2 separate regions of the Mus musculus genome follow, and region 2 is linked to region 1. The links are chromatin contacts, found by Hi-C or POLR2A ChIA-PET in ENCODE. All regions are on one chromosome and are shown on one strand. Each heading gives the region's core, a stretch centred on a gene start or an enhancer-like site at or near the end of the contact. The rest is flanking DNA. Distances are from core to core; before and after follow the strand shown.

What was found. Hi-C counts contacts between places; a loop is a spot of excess contacts on that map. ChIA-PET counts read pairs that join two places held with the same protein, here RNA polymerase II (POLR2A).
Region 2: a map of heart shows a loop between it and region 1 (5-fold over the local background). The contact joins the promoter of Stk24 here to the promoter of Ipo5 in region 1. A Hi-C loop is called at or near these places in 1 of 37 maps with a recorded cell type or tissue (heart). POLR2A ChIA-PET finds 5 or more read pairs at or near these places in 1 of 5 experiments (embryonic stem cell).

Annotation. Positions count from the first base shown.
Region 1 is chr14:120,907,634-120,914,258 of GRCm38, forward strand. Ipo5 (importin 5) reads left to right here and starts at 3,561. Exons shown (of 26, transcript NM_023579.4): 1 at 3,561-3,710. The coding sequence starts at 3,621.
Region 2 is chr14:121,376,902-121,383,526 of GRCm38, forward strand. It overlaps Stk24 (serine/threonine kinase 24), which reads right to left and starts at 2,329. Exons shown (of 11, transcript NM_145465.2): 1 at 1,997-2,329. The coding sequence starts at 2,038.

The sequences.
Region 1 (6,625 bases), core at 2,311-4,810:
TAAAGCCATTTGCCACATTTAAATAAAAACAGTCATCTCCAGAAAATGATTTTTCTTTAGCTCTTGACCAGTACTTGATTTAAAAAACACATGCACCAAGTAAGTGTGTGTGTGTGTGTACACACCACAGCAAATGTGTAGAAGTCAGAGGACAACTTGGACACAGTTCTTTTTCTAATGGGAGTCCTGGGGATCAAACTCAGGTCACCCTGAGTCCTGGGACTAATGGTTTGAACCACCAGCCACCAGGCTCAGCTGTAAATTTTTATCTTACAAGCTCAGAATTGACCTGATTGTCTTCTAAAGGTCTTCAATTCTGTTTATGTCAAGCCAGCAAGGAAAGGAAATTCCGAAGCAAGGAACACCGGTCAGAAAGCGCTGTGCCATGTCTCCAAATCCCTGAGAATCAAGTCAAAAACTGGGAGCGACAGAAAACACTGTAGGTAACTGATTCATATCCCTTTAAGTCAATACCTAGTTTAAATGACCAACTATACAGTGCAACTGTGTTAGCCCCTTATTTTATTCTTTAGCAAAGCACTATCCAATAGAAGTAAAATATGTGTTTTTACATGTTATTTTTGTTTCTAACTAGCCATACTTTAATAAGAGAAACAGCTAAAAATTTTAACTATGTTATATATAACATAGTTAATTTCATTAGTAGACTTTAACCCAATATACTCTTTCTACTTGTTGTCAATATAAAATGTTAATGTCTCATTGTCTTTAAAATTCTATGCACATTTTACATTTTTAAACTAAAAGCACATCTCCTTTTGAACGCATTGAGTCATCAATAGGCACACGCCTTTCATCCTAGCGCTTGGGGAGAAGGAGGAGGAGAGGCTCTGTGATTTCAAGCCCATCCAGAGGTAGACAGTGAGACCCACAAAACAATCGAAGGAAACAGAAACTAATAAAACAACTACTACTCCCATAGAGCTCTTGGTGCACAAACTTATGCTGAGGTGTTTATTGTTTAATAATCATCCATAAATATTTGTTTGTTGTTTTAGTCAAAGCCTCATGTAGCCCAGACTGCTCTCATCTTTATGCAGCCAAGGGAGAGCTTGATCTTGAATTCCTGATCATCCTGCTTCCACATCCTGAGTGCTGTGCTTACAGGCACGAATCTTCAGGCTTCCTCTTAGCAGTGCTGTCAAGCCCAGGACCTCATGCATGCTAGGGAAACACTCTACCACTCATCTACATCCCCCAACCCTGCATATATGCAATGTATAGATTCGGCTCTCAGCAGAGTCTGGGGAAAGGCACTGGGATAAACACTTGGAGTCGAGAGCCAGCCAAGATTTTTATAACAGAATCTGATTTGTGGGAAAATCTATAGTTTTAGCTACGACTATATATATTTGCAAGCCTCTAGGTAATTTGTCTTATTTCACTGTTACCTAGTTAATTAAAAATTGGTTACCCAGGCGCAGTGGCGTATGCCTTTAATCCCAGCATTTGTGAGGCAGAGGCAGGTGGATTTCTGAGTTCAAGGCCAGCCTGGTCTACAGAGTGAGTTCCAGCACAGCCAGGGCTACACAGAGAAACCATGTCTCGAAAAGCCAAAAATAAATAAATAAATAAATTTGTTAGTATGTAATTCCCCAATTTAAGAACTCTGAATGAGTAATTCATGTCCTACCCCTCTTTCTCTCTCTCTCTCATACACACACACACACACACACACACACACACACACACATCAAAATTAAAAAAAAAAAAAATCGACTCCAAACTAATGTCGGAAATGGTCTGACCTTGAAGAAAACAAATGTGGCCAAAGAATGAATTCAAGGTAGGAAATCAGTTCTACACAATAGCTTTGCTGGCCTCCTGTAGAGAAAGAATCCCGCCAGTGTGGCAGCTAATAGTAGAGGGGGTGACTTTCTCCACAAATCAACTAAATGCCACTGTAGAAACCGGGACTGGTTCCCACAATTCCACGTGATCCCAGGGCTTCTGGCCAGATTTTGCATGACCTGACCATGGATGATGTAAGACCAACCTTTAAAATCACCCAAGAGAAAATATTTAATACTTTCAAAATGCACAATTGCCAACAAGAAATAAAAAACTTCAACATAAATCCCATGAGCTGCTGAGCTGTAGTTACAGGCCTCAGGCTGTGGAAACCTATTCCTTAGGAAGTAGTCGAGTCCTTTTGACACAAGACATACATCCCCCTTTTCACCTGCTGTCATCCTCAACTTGGGCAATGCTTTGGACACACAGTAGGCTTTTAACTGAGTCTGGGCAAACAGGAGCTGGGATAAACTTGGGAGCTGAGAGCCAGTCAAGATTTTTACAACAGAATCTGAATTGTGGAGAAAGGTCTCCCCTCTATAGGTGTAGCTGCAACCCTGATTACGTTCTGCTTTTCTGGAGGCCAGCGCATCTATTTTGTAGAACTAGTTTCCAACTGGGGATGCTCTTTCATTCTTGGGCCACATTGTTTTTTTTTTTTTTTCAGTGTAGGACCATTTCATACATTATTTTTTTCTTTTGATATGAGCATTTGAGTCTGTGGACATTAGACATGATTCTGAATAGGACATGATTCTCAAAGTGTTTCAGTTTGAGCTCTGCTCTCTCCTGTTTAGGCAGTCCCAGATAGAAAGATGGGCCAACGCTGGTGTTTAAGCACTAGAGTTTAGGAGGTGAGAGGGAGGCAGCCTCTGGTCCCCTCCATGCTGGCACGCATCAACTATCAATGGATCGACCACGTTAGGGAGTGGCTCATGACTTCTCCCATCCTTAGAGAGCAAGGAAGCTCCAAACACCAGGATGGGTGGCAGTTCCCGGGTGGGGAGCGTGCGTGATTTGATCCGGGACGGAGAGGTGCAGGGGGGAAGAGTCCGTGATGAGCAACCCCTCTTCCGGGACAGTCCCTGGACGTGAGTCACAGGACAGAGGAGGGTAGGGACCGCCTGAGTCACAGGCTGAGGGGGACGACACGACACCACAGGGCCAGACAGATGGAGGGGTCTGCAGAGGCGGGTGTGTGTATGCGTGTGTGCTCGCTGCTGGGGGGATTGGGATGGGGTTAGGGAGGGGGGTCCCGGGGCCCCAAAGCCCTAAGGCGCGGCTACGCGGCGGGCGGCAGGGAAAGGGAGTCCAGCCAGCCCGCGGCGCCGAAATCTCCCGCGCTCAGGAGCTGGCCCCTCCTCCGGGCCCGGCCTCACGCCCCTCGCGGCGGCCCAGCCGGATCGGCTCCTCCCAACCCGCGCCCCGGGAACCCCAACCTCGTCCTAACAGCGGCCCTCTGGCCGCCACACACGCCCGCCAGCCCCGCCTCCCGGCGCGCGCTGGAGTGACGACACCGCAGGGTGCGTGACCAATCGGCGTGGCCCTCGAGGGGGGGCGGCCTCGGGCACGCCCCCCGCGCCGCGAGCCAATGGGACGCCGGCGTCGGCGGCCGCGGCCGGGTGAGAGGGCGCGAGGCCCCGCCCCGTCCTCCCTCGGCCCCCTCGGCCCCGCCCTTCTCGCCCGGCCCCTCATCCCCGCGCCGCCGCTGGTGCCGGTCGCCGCGCTGGGCCCGCCCCCAACCCTCCCGCCGGCCCGCCAGCGCGCCTCACAGCTCCCTCCTTCTCTCTCTCACGCCTAGCGCAATGGCGGCGGCCGCGGCGGAGCAGCAACAGTTCTACCTGCTCCTGGGAAACCTGCTCAGCCCCGACAATGTGGTCCGGAAACAGGCGGAGGTAAGCGAATCGGCGGCCCCGGCGCGCCGATCCTTCTCCTCCGCGGCCGGCCGGCTGGCCCTGGGCGCTCGTCGGCCGGCCGGCCGAGCGGCGCGGGTCGGCCCGGCTGGCGGACAGCGGCCCCGCAGCCCACGTGCGCGCCTCCCGCCCGGCCCCGGCCCTTCCGGCCCGTGCAGCGGCGGCGGCGCCGGTTGCCTCGCCGCCGACCCGCGCACACGTGCCACCGCGCCTGACGCGCCCCGCCCGCGGGCCCTGCACCCCAGCCCTGCTCTCCCTCCCCGCGTGGCCCGCCAGCCCTCGCGGGCGGCCAGACCCCGGCAGCTCCTGACCCGTCCCGCTTCCCCCACCACCCCAGCCGCTCCCTTCCCCATCCCAGCTCAGGGAGAACGCGTGTCCTGCCTGTCGCTGCCTTACGGCGTCTTTCCCCCGAGCCCCTTTCTGGTTTCTAAAAGGAACTGCACACGCCGGTCCCTTCAAGATCGTGTGAAGTTGCCTTTGAGGGATCCCTGCTTGACCACCTCGCTCTGCTCTTCTTCCTTCGAATCTTGTTTGATCTCTAGAGATTTGGGCTTATAAACGGGATATACTGGGGGCTGTGGCTGTCTAACTGGGCCAGTGCCATCTCTTTTTCATATAACACAGATCGTTCTCAATCAGTCTTAGATCAAGGGTTCCATTTCAGATACAGTTATAAGCCCATTTGCAAGCTAGCAATAATATTATTAGCTCACTAGAAGACGGAAGATACATTGTTAGTGTTGAAGCTCAGATTTTTGTGAGGTAATTTCTAGGAAAGTTGATACGTGGAGCTCCTTACGACCCATGGGTCTGAAGTTTTTTAGGAGACTCTGAGGATGTGTGAATAGCTTTACTTACAAAGCAAAGATGTCTTTTATATATAGCTAGTGACGTTGACATGTCTTGTACTTACCGACCTAAAGTTGGGAGCTGTCTTTTAAAACAGTTGCTAATTTCGCTTTGAGTAGAATGGATAATCTGGCCACACTTAGATTTTAGTAAGTAAAGAAGTTGGAGACTTAACTTCTGTGTGAAATGGTGCTTTAAACTATGTCCTTCTTAATGGTGCTTTTAATTTTGGGGGGAGGGGAGATAGCGATGTTTGGCTCTCTAGTTTACACAGGCCCTTCAAACCTGTGGCAGTCCCCCAGCCAAGTTTCCTGAGCGCACCAGTTCCCATGCCCGCCTTATTCAAGTAATATGCAGTGTATAGGGGGAAATTCAAAGGGTACAATTCTTAATCCACTCTCCACGTTTATTTCATGAGCCTTCCTTGAAAACGTATCTTTAAAAGCATTCGTGTATACATTATGTTACCTGGGTGGATTTATAGTATACATAGTTCTGCAAATTGAATTTTCCCTCAGTTTCTTTCACATTGTCACCCAGAAGACCATACATTATATAGATAGGTGCATCTCCCTGTGAGTGAGTAATCCGATACTTTTAGTGCGGTCCAAGAGTACTGCACATAGAAATAACGTGTATACTTGTCTGGACGAAGGTAGTATATGTATGTAAAAGTATGCGTAAAAGTAAACTTGCAACAGTTTCCACTTAGGATATGATGATGCCTAAACATTTTGATACTTTGTGCAAACTCGAGGTAATTTTTTTAAACCAAAGCAAGTTCTTAATCCCACCCTATAATAGAAATTTCCATGTGTTGCAGAGCAGAACTGCTTTGTAATTAGTAAGCTAGTTTAATTCTCCCCCTCCCCTCCAGTTGCTTAAGTCTATTGTCAAGCCTGGTGGGGAATCGCTCTTCTATTGAACTAAATACCAGTGTCCGGTTCAGCTTGAATTCCAATTTGGTGCCTGTTGTAAATCTTTTTATCTCTTACATCCCTTTAGGGATCGTTAGTAGCATTCAGCGCATTTTCTCATAAAGAACAATCGGAAATAAGTACTCTTTGTCTCTATTCCTAGTGGAGATATTTAGGTACTACGTTTTTCCTTAATATGTCCTGAGAATGTATATAGAAAGTGAGTACTGCGACACTGAATTTTCTTAACTTGGCAAAAGAGCAAATTCGGGGTCAGGGTGGTCCTTGATACCATATGGTATAATAGTAAGTTGTAAATAAAACTTCCTAGAAAAACGCCAAAAAAAAAAAAAAAAGGCACAAAAGCTCCTCAATTTGTTTGGGGAGATTTATAAGTAACCCAAACAAGAGGACATACTAAGTCAGATGAAACAACTATGAAAATACTTTATTGAAGCTGAACAATTGGCATGGGCTCCGAGAATATATTTGTAAATTTATTCAGCCAAAATAAAAATACTTAGTCTACAGGGTCCTGGCTAAGGTCACTGTTGCTCTTACAAGGAGGTGAACAGTGTAACTCACATTGTTACAACATACATTGTTACATTTTGTTGAAGTGGTCTAAAGACTTAAATTTTCTAAAATGTTTCTCCTTTTATTTGGGGGTGGGGGAGAGGTTTGAGACAGGGTTTCTCTGTGTAGCCCTGGCTTTCCTGGAATTCACACTGTAGACCAGGCTAGCCTCGAACTCAGAAATCCGCCTGCCTCTGCCTCCCAAGTACTGGGATTAAAAGTGTGGGCCACCACGCCCGGCTCATTTATTCAGACCATTTAATACTTTTTTTCTTCTTCAAATCTACAAGGCCTTTCTAACTTTACAGAAAATGTTTCTCGTATTTAAGGAAATGATTTTGAGTTGGGCATATCTTTAATTCCAGCGCTGGGGAAGCCAAGTCAGAAGGGTCTCTTGAGTTCAGAGCCAGCCTAATCTAGTAAGTTCCAGGCCTGCCAGCCAGGGCTGAGTAAAGAAACCCTACTTCAAAACAGGGAGGGAAGGAAAGGAAAGAAAATGATTTTGAATGTTCATGTATTGGATACAATAATTAACCCCAATAAGGAGCTAAATAA
Region 2 (6,625 bases), core at 1,079-3,578, 470 kb after region 1:
GTAATCCTCAAAACAGCTCCCAGGGAGCTGCAGCTCCTGACTCCAAGTTGAAAATAAACGCGCTGGTTTTTCTTTTCTGGAGGGAAGGGAAGGAAGGAACAGTCTCCAATAATACACCAAAAATGTATCATATGGTTTGAAGACATACACAGGGGCGGGTACGACTGTGGGAAGCCACTTTTCCTCCTCTGAGGAACCAGAACAGACAAAAAAAATTAATACTAGTAAAAAAAGGTTATCGTCTTCACACCAAAAAGCAAAATTAAAACATCTTCCTTTCAAGAACACGTATGAAATACACTTTTTGGGTAAAGTTATTGAATTTTTCTTTTTCCCAAAATGAAGATTTTTTGGCCCATTCTTTAAAACAAACAGAAGCAGAATCCAGCTGGGAACCACTTGGTACTGACCCCACACACTGCCACATTAAGTATCTTTTCAAACACTTTCTTTTACAAAGGTTGGGGCTAGTGAAGAGGCTTCAGGGTGGAGCCAGGTAAATCACTATAGCAGCCAGAATGAAGAAAACGTGAAGAAATGTGCCACGAGGTCCTTCTGGCCACAGGTAAGAAACTGTCACCCAGTTGACCCTGATGTCTTGTCTCTGAAGTCAAACCAAGGCAAGAGTTGCAGGAGGCCTGGGGTGACTTTCAACTAGCGGCCAGCACCATCAAGTTTTAGAACGCAGGCAAGGTGAGACTCAGGAATACTTTGAGAGCACTTTTCCAGTGACACTTCTCAATTCCAACTTTATTATCCCTTAAAAATGACTCAAGTTCTAGTGGCCACTGAAGTGGTAACTTTGAATTCCTATTTTTCCAGAGTTCAAAACCGGGGCCAAGAAAACCATTTTCCTTACGTGGTATGGAAAGAAAAAAGAAGAAGAAAAGAGGGATAGGAACTATTTTCAGAAGTGGCAGAAGCAGTAAGAGGCAAGCAAGGTCCATGCGGCTCAACCCTGAAGCCAGAGAGAAGGCGCCTGCTGCATCTATAAACTGATAACCTTGGATATTCTGAGGTGTTTTGTTTTTTTTTTGTTGTTGTTGATTTTTGTTTGTTTTTTTTTAAGCAAAACTCTTCCGTTCACTTCCTTGGGAAAGCAAAACTTTGACTGGTCTTGCTATCTTAATCGCAATCATTATGTCTGTATTTATTATATACGCTCACAAACTTTACAAGTTTGAACAGACAAGTGATTGTTTTTCAAAGTGCAGAAAACCATCCTCAATAGCAAAAAAAAAGTTCGTGCATCCATATAAACTTGAAATTCAACTCCGTCCCCTCACCGCCCCCTTCCCCTCCGAAGAAAAAGTCACTGGCAGGCTAAGAAGATACAAAGTGTGCACCAAGAAGCCCGCTAGCACACAGTTCCTCTGGATGCCAACCGGTCTCAAAGTGAAAGTCCAGCAGCGGAGTCCTGGCACCCGAGGGATGAACCTGGGCTCTGCACACCAGGGCGCTCGCGGAGGTGTGGGTTCCGCCTCCCGAGTTTGCAACCTCGCACTTTCCGCACCAGAACTACAGGCTCCGATGCGAGGTTACATCTTCCTGCACCCCGCCCTGCGGCCCGCCCGGACTGTGACCAGCCGGGGCGCGCTCCCGCCCTGCGCTCGGGTCTCCCGCTTGAGGGGTCTGGGGAGGGACTTTTGCTAACTGAGGACGGACCCCAGAGTGCCGCTATCCCTGTCCCAGGCCCACATAGGGCCCAGGCACCAAAGCGGGGCCTCCAAGGACACTAGTTCAGACTCCTGCCCGGGATGGGCGCTCGGCCTGCGCGTCGGACTTGGGGAGCGCAAAGCTCCTGCACCCCACCTCGGCCCCAGGCCGCAGACCCCAAAGCCCCTCCACGTGCATACACCCGAGATCCCCGCCGCCCGAGTCGGCGAAGATCCCGGAGAAGCGGGCCCGGCTGGTTGGGGGGAGGGGGGGCGTGTTGACACCGCCAAGTTGCCCGCTTCCGCCCTGGCCGCAGCCCGACCGGGCCACCCCAACCTACCTGCATGCCCGGCAGGCCCGACTGCACCGGGGAGTGGGCCATGGCGCTCGGCGCCGCCACTTCCTGGCCCGGGACGCGCGGAGCCGCGCGGCGAGCAGGCCCGGGGCCGCGCGCAGCCCTCGGGTGGCGGGGCGGGCTCTGGAGCCCGAGGCCACCGCACCCCGGGGACGGTCTCAACGAAGGTTGGCGGGCCGCGGCCCCATACACTGAGCCTGGGGCGGGCAGTGGGGGGCGCGGGGGACGTCTCGAGACTGCGGCTGCTTCTCCAGGGATCCCGTCGCTGCGCCGCCGCGGTGCTCAGGTCGAGCCGGGCGGCCTGGGCCCGCGAGCGCTGGCCGCCTGGAGCCGAGTGGGCGCGCACAGTCCGCCGCGCCCCGCCCCGGCCCGGCCCCCGCGCCCGCCCCCGCGGCCCGGCCGGGGACCCCGCCCCGCGCTTCCGGGAGGGGGAGGGGGAGGGGAGGAGCCGCCGGGCGCCCTAGGCCGCAGTCGCGCCTCCCTGCGGGCGCGCAGGCGGGGTCCCCGGGGCCCGGCGGGCAGGCGGGCGCTCTCGGGTGCTGTGCGCCGGGGTCCTTCGGAACCGCGGGGTGGGCCTCGCGCGCGGAAGAGAGCTGAGTTTGGGGGAGCGAAGAGCACCGCCCACTCCTACCCTTCCCTCTCCACCCGCCCTGGCCCTCCAGAGGCCAGAGTCTGCACTCGGGGTGTCCCCAGAGGGGCCTAGCCTGGGGCCTATTCCAAAAGCCCCGGCCGGAGCGTCCTCACTGTACGAAGTTTCCAGCCAGATCAAGGAAGAAACCCCAAGGGTAGAGAGGGCGGTTTGTGTGCACTGCCTTGGGTACTGAACTCAGCCTCGCCTGGGCCGCCGGCTGTGGAAACTTAGCTGGACAGAGGAAGGGCTGGGCCCCGCCATCTCTGCGCTGCGCACAAGAAGGGAAAAGTGGGGTGCGGAGGGGTGCTGGAGGAAGGGAAGACAATAGAAGGAAACCGCGTCCCGACTCTTACCCAGCCCTCCCCTCGCTTCACTGCTCCTAAGGCCGTAGGCCCTCTCTGGGCACCAGCTCTGCCCTCCTCCTAAGCTGCCGCTTCTGCAGCAAACAAGGAAGGATGGAGTGAATCCATGCGGTTCCAGGAAGTACTTTATTTACAAGTGGCAAATAGGAAGTGGTCTAAGAGTCAGAATCGCTGTGTCTCTCGCCATAGGGACCCTGAGGCCTCATTCAGGAGTGCCCGCTTTGCCCCACAGCTGTGCAAGGTTAACCATACAAAATGAGTCCCCAAGAGTTCAGAAATAGAGGACGCATAAATCCTCGACTAAGGTAGAGAAGAGATTATTCTCTGAGGTGTCCTTGTATTCCAAGAACACAGGCTCCCTCTGGGTCCTGCATCAGAAGTTAAAGTAAGCCGAATACCCTTTGGAAACCTAGCCTAGGAGACCTCCAGGATGCTAAGATGTATTAGAAGGCTTGCATGATTACTCCTGGTCACCTGACTGAGATGCGTTGCCACTTCTAAAGAGTAAACTGAAAACATTAAAAGTATGAACCCATATAACCAAGAGTTTATGTGTTCCCTAAGCAGAAGAAACCTAAAAAGAAAAGAAAAAAAAATGGAGTACTTAATGAATACAAGGGAAAATGATCAAGACCATGAATCTTGAAAAGGCATATATTATTCAACCTCAAATTCTACCTAGAATAACATGAAAGAATGACCAGAAATACAGGAGTCTCTACCAAGAGGCAGCGACTTTCAGCCTTGGAAATGTCTGATTACATAAAGAGTACTTTCTTACTACTACTACTTCACCAGGTGTGGTGGCACAAGCCTTTAACCCCAGCATTTGGGAGGCAGAAGCGGGCAGATCTCTGTGAGTTCAAGGCCAGCCTGGTCTATATAGTTCCAGGACAACCAGGGTTATACAGGGAGACACTTTCTAAAGAACATGACCCCCCCCCCAAAAAAAAAAAAGAAGAAAAGATATTTTAGTAGGTCATGTTTAGTAATTGTGATAATGTCCCTCAGAGGCTCATGTATCTGAACACTTGCTCCCCAGTGGGTGAGTGCTATTTGGGGAGGTATAAGCAACCCAGCCTTGCTGGAGGAAGAATTCCTGGTGGGAGTGATGGTGAGCTTTGATGTTTCAAAGCCTTGCCCAGTGCTCTTCTCTATGCTTGGTGCTTATGGTTCAAGACCTGAGCAATCAACTTCCTATGCTGCTGTCATGCCTGCCAAGCTCCCCTGCCACCACTGACTCTAGACCCTCTGGAGCAATTCACCCAAATAGATACTTTGTTATAAAAGCTGCCTTTGTCCTGGTGCTTTGTCACAGCAGCTAGGGAGATGTAACTAATGCAGTAATGTAGAAAGATAGTTTTATTACATAGTGTCAGGAAAATATAGGATACAAAACAATAATATGTAATCTGAAGTCCTAACACTAGGAGGTAGAAACAGGAAAATCAGGAGTTCAAGGCCAGTTTCTCCTACATACTGAGATACAGACCAATCTGGGCTAGGTGAGACCAAAAATAATAAATAGGTAAATAAAAAATAAAAAGGGTAGACTGATCACAAGCTACTGGAATTATACATCTATGCACAGAAAAAAAAGTCCAGCTATACACCAGGATTTAGCAGTGATTATTATTCCTGGACTTAAAAATGGTTTCTTCAGTCTCTGCTAACCTCCACCTATGAAGACACCATGCTAAAATGTGTGCTTAGGATCAGCACAGTCAAACCAATAGCATGACTGAGGACGAAGAGAAAGGGGACAATCAGAAGTGTTGGAGAACTGTTCTTTGACCAATAAACTACAGAAAACTTGTAACTGGCTTTGTTGAGCTAATTTTCAGTATCGAGGCCACAGAGACTGAAGTGCAACATGACATAATTTACAAAGCTAATCAGTATCTCCTTTTATACCCTAACACAACATCTCCTTTTGTACCCCAACACAGATGAGGATCAGAACTTGTCACTTCCAACAGGAACTGAGTTATCCGGACACCGCGACTGGCTTTTGGGAGCTGGCTCTCTCCTTCCTCGTACCCTTCTTGTTCCCTCGCTGACTGAAGCTCTCTCCTTCCTCTTACCCTTCTTGTTCCCTCACTGGGTGAACTTTACTTCTTAGACCGTGTTGAGTACTGTGCCTGTGGAAAGAGAGGAAGTCACACAGGAGTTACTGGTTCGGCTGCATCCTTTATTGGTATTACCCAACATTCCTAGGCCAGTTGATCCCTCCTTTCCTTGTTTTCCCAGAGCAAAGATGATTGACAGGACAAAAGTGCAGAATCAGATCCTGCCCAATGGCTAATTATATTCATTCATTCATTCGTTCATTCACACATTCACTCATACCTGTTTTAAATAACAACTACATGTCAAGCCTACAGTACAGGCTTGGGCATGCAAACACTGGACCCTGGGTGCTTCCCTAATGCCATCCTACAGACCAGTGTCACTAGATTCTAATTTTGGAAGTGTACAATACAAAACTTGGGGTTATAATAGCTGCCTTTGCAGCTGAGCGGGGAAAAGGATTTCTCTGCCTCCTGTTACCATTTTCTGCACCTCCAATACATGATTATGACAGATTGTAAACTCATAATTCCAAAAGGAGAGACTGTGAGGGGGATCCATAAAGATTATACTTATTTCCGGTCTCCATGGATACACTAATACATCAAATTATTTTCATCCCCTTCTTTGCCTTTTGTGTCACTTAAAGACATGAGTTGAGCAACGAATTGTGCTCTTGACATATATTCTGGGCCACACAGGACATGACTATATTCCTATACAGAGCCTCTTCCGCACAAGGAGCCCCCGTTTATCAGTCACCCCTAAGCCAATTCTGAACTCTGCCAAGCTTGAGGAGTACAGCAGAAATCAGGAGTTCAGTACTCAGTCCCGCCCTTGTCTTCCTGAGTCAGAAAGACAAACATCCCTAAACACCACTAGACACCAGGGTATTAGCAATTTAAATGCACAGATTAAAGACAGGGACTTTCACGGCAAACTCTAAGGAGAAAAATATGAATAGATTGGTAACTAACAAACAGCAACTTGATAAAGTCTACATGTCTAGTAGCTGGCCCCAAATTATCAGCATCTGTACAAAGAAGCACCTGTCTTTGTCGGGTGACAGACAAGGATGCTACACCAGTTACATAGAAGAATGGTGTGAGTAAAGCATCACACAGTGGCCAAGGAGGCTCTTACAGGACATCACTAGGGTCACCTTTATTCACACCCCACATCAGTCTGTCAGGACCGCCACCACAGAACATCAGCACACTACAGAGGTGGTGCCGGAAGCTGGGAGCCACAGGTCGAGGTATCGGCTTCTATGGCTTGCAGCTGACAATCACCCCCCACCTTCCGGCTGAATATGCTTATCCCTATCTCCCTTTCCAGAAGGACACCAATCAGAGCAGATTAAGTTTATCCTAACACCCTCATCTTACCTTCCTTCCTTAAAGACCCCCATCTACAAATCCAGCCACAGTTCTGGGTGGTTTTCTGGGTGTCGAGGGTTAGGACTTACATTCTGAATTGCAAGAGAAGGGTAAAACTTGACACAGGCTCTCTCCTCTTACCAGCCCTCTTCCAGGGTTCCTCCCATCTTAG